2 separate regions of the Homo sapiens genome follow, and region 2 is linked to region 1. Evidence: read pairs that join two places in POLR2A ChIA-PET (ENCODE). Cell type or tissue: CD4-positive, alpha-beta T cell. All regions are shown on one strand.

Region 1 (2,500 bases):
GGCCCAGGCTGTGGGGAACAGAAAACAAAGGGCCTGCTGAGATTTCCGCCAGTAGGAGCTACGGAGGACCGAGCGAGGGAGGGAGGCACGGCGGGAGGGAGCACCGGAGGCAGGCGTCTCAGAGGTACTATCCCTGCCAGGCCCTCGATCCCCTCGTCCCAGCAAACAGCCAGGCAGTGGCCGACTCGGCCTTCCCCTGCGCTCTGGGGGCATGACCTCCGAAGAGTCGGGGCTCCTTCACCCTGCTTCCCACACCCGGGCCTGAGGGGTTCCCTGCGTGAGCAGGAGATTCAAGACATACAGGGCGCCCAGAAACTTGATGGATGCCCAAGAGCCAAGGGCTAACCTGCGTCCTGAGAGGGCAGCGGGAGTTCAGTAACAACACGAGTGCGACCCCCTTCTTCATGACTTATGGACCACCCGCCTTACTCCAGCCCCCGGGAGAGAGGGGAGCCGCCTAGAGGGGTCCTTCTTCGGGGGAGGATTCAGTCCTTCCTCCATTGTGTGATCATAAGCAGTCCGGGTTTAAATCCTAGTTAAGCCTTTAAGTAACTATGTGACCCTGGGCAAGTCGCAGCCTTTCTTTGAATCTCGTTTCATGATCTGTGAAATGGGAGAACAATAGCTACCGTTCTCTGAACGTTCGAAGAATCAGAAGAGGTTAGATGGGGGAAAGCTCCGGAGGCTCAAACTGCCACGCGGGAGCGGGTTTTGTCCTCTTCCCCCAGGATTCAAAGTTCAAGGCTGAGGCCGCGCCGGCTCTCAGGTGACGGGGAAGGGCCTCTTCCCCTCCTGACCCCACGAGAAGGCGCCGAGGTCTTCCGCCCCGGGCCGGGCAGTTGGGACCCGCCCGGACCCCTCGGATTCCTGCGGGGGGGGCCTCCCTCGGGGCTTGACGTCATCCCTCCCCGTGACGTCACGGGGCGCCCCTGAGGTCACAGGGTCGCAGCGCAGACAAAGGCCCGCCTTGCCCCGGGCCCGAGACCCTCCCCAGGCGGCGCCCCCCGCCCCGCCCCGCCCCCGCTGTCCCCTGCTCCCCGGCCAGCACCTGAGGAACTCCTGCAGGCAGGTATCGCAGAAACGGTGGCCGCAGGTGGAAACCTGCACAGGCTCGCGCATGGGCTTCCCGCACAGTGGGCACAGCAGCCGTCGCTTGGGCTTCTCCAGGAACTTGTAGTCGAAGCCAGGCATGGCGGGCGAGCGGCCGGCACGGGCGAGCGGGGCCAGGCACGCGGCGGCCCCACAGCCCGCGCCTCGCTGGAGCGGCGCTCCCGGCTCCGGGCGGCGCCGACTGGCGGTCGCGGCCAGGGCTCGGCTGTGAAGCCCGCCCTCCGGAAGAGAGGGCGGACCGCGGCCGCGCGGTCCTAATGCGCGCCCTCGCGGCCCCGCCCACCCCCGAGTGCATGGTTTTTGGGTCTGGTGACCGCCAGTCTCGCCCACCCACGGGATCATGGGCTTTTCTTTCCCCTGGGGGACAGAGATCGTGGCTCCGCTTCTCCCCAGAGCCCGCGGGCCCCGGGGAAGTGCGGGTCGGAAAAGGGGACGGGCCGCGCCACAAAGGTTTTCTTCTCCAGAGGCAACAGCTCGGCCTCCGGGGCCGTGAGCAGCCCAGGAACCGTGGCCCCAGCTTCCAGGTGCTAGGCAGCCGAAGCCTGGCAACCAGCTCCGGGGAGCCCAGCTGGGGCGGGGAGGCTGGACTGGGCGCTGGGCCAGAGGAACCTCGGCCCCAGCCTCCGGCTGCGCCCACATTCCTCCCTTGGCCGCAGCCCTGCCACCGAGGTCGGGCCCAGCCCAGTCCTGGGGTGCCTGGTCGCCACCCCCACCCTTGAAGACACCACACTCCAGGCAGGCAGCTGATATTTTTATTGGCCTTCCTGTCCTCTGGGAAACCGGTCTGGTCCCACCAGCTACCCATTCTCTCAACTGTTTCTGGGGAAAGGCATGGGGGGGACGGGCAATCTCCAGCGCGGATCTTTTCTGCAGCACTTAGTGACTCCTGCCCTCCTGCTGGGGAAGAGAGGCAAGCCGACGTCTAGCAAATCCTGCCTCAGGATGAAAGTGTAGGGGAGGTGGCAGCACTCCCGGGGACCGCCCAGCCCCGGGCTATGCAGAAGCTAGGCAGGCCTAATGGCCAGTCCAGGCAGGCCCTGGCTTGCCCTGCTCCAAAGTATGGAGATAGAGTCCCGGTAAGCACCAAATACTTTTTTTTTTTTTTTTTTTTTTTTTTTTTTGAGAGGGAGACTTGCTCTGTCATCCAGGCTGGAGTGCAGTGGTGCGATCTCGGCTCACTGCAAACTTCACCTCCCGGGTTCAAGGGATTCTCTTGCCTTAGCCTCCAGAGTAGCTGGGATTACAGGCGCCCGTCACCATGCCTGGTTAATTTTTGTATTTTTAGTAGAGACGGGGTTTCACCATGTTGGCCAGGCTGGCCTCAGTCTACTGACCTCAAGTGATCCGCCCGCCTTGGCCTCCCAAAGTGCTGGAATTACAGGCGTGAGCC
Region 2 (2,500 bases), 430 kb after region 1:
TGGTTACCTCTAAGAAATGAAACAGAGGAGAAAGGAGGGCTTTCTTTCAGTTTTTACTTGTTACAGTGTAGCGTGAACTTTTAACAACATCTGTTTTACATTTGTATTATTTGTGTTTAATAGTATATTTTAATAAAAGGGGCCACAATGTACTAAAAAATTAAAGACATTGCTAGCACAACCTTTCCTCACCTGTGACCAGGCTGTCAGACTAGATAATGTATCTAGAGGTAAGATTAAAGTTCTTACAAAAAAAAATTTTTTTTTAAGTTCTGCCTGTGTGTTCAGTCTAACAAAAATGTCTCAAGAAAAGCATCTTACAAAAAAATGTCCTTAATGGGCATAATTTTAACAGTGCTAATTACCTTTAAAAGACTGTGGGCCTGTAATCCCAGCTACTCTGGAGGCTGAGGCACCAGGACTGCTTGGGCCCAAGAGTTTGAAAACAGCCTGGGTAACACACGCTGTTAAAAAAAAAAAAAGAAAAAAGAAAAGAAAAGAAATGGAAAAAATGGAGAGAGAGGAGTGGACAAGAGCAAGGATGTGAAAGAACTCAGTCTTTACCGTGGTTAACTTGAATAAAATAAAAATTGTCTTGTATGAACCAGCCTCTTCTCATTTCATTTACATAGGCAACATGGCAAAACCCTGTTTCTACCCCACCCCCCCCCCCAAAAAAAAGCCACACACGCACACACCAAAAAGAACAAAAATTAGCCAGATGTGCTAGTGCACACCTGTAGTCCCACAGCTACCTGGGAGGCTGAGTCAGAAGAATAATTGAGCCCAGGAAGTAGAAGCTGCAGTGAGCTGTGATTGTGCCACTGCCTTGTAGCCTGGGTGAGCCTTAGTTACTCTAAATCAACACTTTTTTTTTTTTTTTTTGAGATGGAGTCTAGCTCTGTCGCCCAGGCTGGAGTGCAGTGGTGCAATCTAGGCTCACTGCAAGCTCCGTCTCCCGGGTTCAGGCCATTCTCCTGCCTCAGCCTCCCGAGTAGCTGGGACTACAGGCACCTGCAACCACGCCCGGCTAATTTTTTGTATTTTTAGTAGAGACGGGGTTTTACTGTGTTAGCCAGGAATCAACACATTTTTTTTTAAAGGAATAAGCTTTGTAAATATTTTCTCCTAGTCCAGCTTATGAATTTTTTATTTCATATATTGTGCTTTTGGGCTGTCTCTAAGAAAATATTTGTCTAGCCTGTGGTCGCAAAGATTTTCTTCTGTATTTTTCTTTTAGAATATTTCATTTTCAGTTTTACATTTAGGTCTGTAGCGCATTTTAAGTTAATTTTTTATTATGATTCAAAGTATGGATTGAGGCTCTTTTTTTGTTTTGCATATGGACACCGAGTTCTAGTGTCGTTTATTGAAAACACTATCATTTCTCTGTTGAATTCTCTTTGTACTTTTGTTGAAGATTAATCATAGATGTGTGGGTCTTTTTTTGGACTAAAACTCTAAAACTATATTATTAATCCTGATTTGTATTGCATCTGACAGATCCAGAATGATTTGAAAAGTTAATTAGCTAACAAATTTAGAAGTTTGTTAAGTGTCTTATTTGGAACCTGGCATTTGCTGACAGTAGTTTGTAATCTACAGAAGGGTTTTCTAAAATAACTTTAAGCCTAAGATTAAAAGAAGATTTTGCTAATGACTCATTATCTGTTTGGAAAAACTTGTGTGATTTTTCATGCAGTAGGGATGAGCTGAAATGGTTTTTCCTAGAAGATGCCCATTTTCTTTTTTGTAGAATTACTTGGTAGTTCTCTAATAATCTGTTTGTGCTTTATATCATCTTTGATAGTGATACATTTGGGGGCAGTTCTCTTTTTGTTTAAAAACCATCACGTAGTTGTCCTAAGTTAAATATTCTAGGCCAGACTTGATGGCTTATATCTGTAATCCCAGAATTTTGAGAGGCAGAGGCAGGAGGATCACTTGAGCCCAGGAGTTTGAGACCATCTGGGCAACAGAGTGAGACCGCTCTACAAAAATCAAAAACAGGTCGGGTGCGGTGGCTCAGGCCTGTAATCCCAGCACTCTGTGAGGCTGAGGTGGGCGGATCACCTGAGATCAAGAGTTTGAGACAAGCCTGGCCAAAAAAAAAAAAAAAAAAAAAGAGAAAAGAAAAAAAAGTAGTTGGCTGTGGTGGCGCATGCCTGTGATCCCAGTTACTCAGGAGGCTGAGGCAGGAGAGTTGCTTGAACCCAGTTGGTGGAGGATGCAGTGAGCCGAGATCGCGCCACTGCACTCCAGCCTGGGTGATGGAGCAAGACTCCATCTCAAAAAAAAAAAAAAAAAAAAATCAAGAACATATCCAGGCATGGTGGTACATTCCTGTTGTCCTAGCTGAGGTGGAAGGATTGCTTGAGCCCAGGAGTTCAAGGTTACAGTAAGCTATGATGGCCCCACTGCACTCCAGCCTGGGTAGCAGAGAGAGACTCTGTCTCTAAACAAACTAAAGGTTTAATTACTTTTTAAAAAGTAGTACACA

Evidence for each region. Peaks named below come from ENCODE experiments on the same cell type or tissue, not always from the same donor. Only the 100,000 strongest peaks of a DNase experiment are listed, where the experiment ranks them.
Region 2: POLR2A ChIA-PET joins it to region 1 with 6 read pairs; 2 of 35 experiments call an interaction of 5 or more read pairs at or near these places.

Annotation. Positions count from the first base shown.
Region 1 is chr17:28,742,804-28,745,303 of GRCh38, reverse strand. NEK8 (NIMA related kinase 8) reads right to left here. Exons shown (of 15, transcript NM_178170.3): 15 at 1,849-2,500. TRAF4 (TNF receptor associated factor 4) reads right to left here and starts at 1,293. Exons shown (of 7, transcript NM_004295.4): 1 at 1,049-1,293. The coding sequence starts at 1,191. RefSeq lists silencers at 815-1,014, 1,035-1,444, 1,899-2,193 and enhancers at 1,899-2,193, 1,217-2,217. In CD4-positive, alpha-beta T cell, no CTCF peak of the experiment used is centred here; DNase peaks (open chromatin) are centred at 53, 903, 1,323 and 1,982; H3K4me3 peaks cover 2,129 bases; H3K27ac peaks cover 925 bases.
Region 2 is chr17:28,309,761-28,312,260 of GRCh38, reverse strand. No RefSeq gene overlaps it. Among named protein-coding and RNA genes, the nearest start is that of TMEM97, 8.2 kb to the left of the region's middle. In CD4-positive, alpha-beta T cell, no CTCF peak of the experiment used is centred here; no DNase peak of the experiment used is centred here.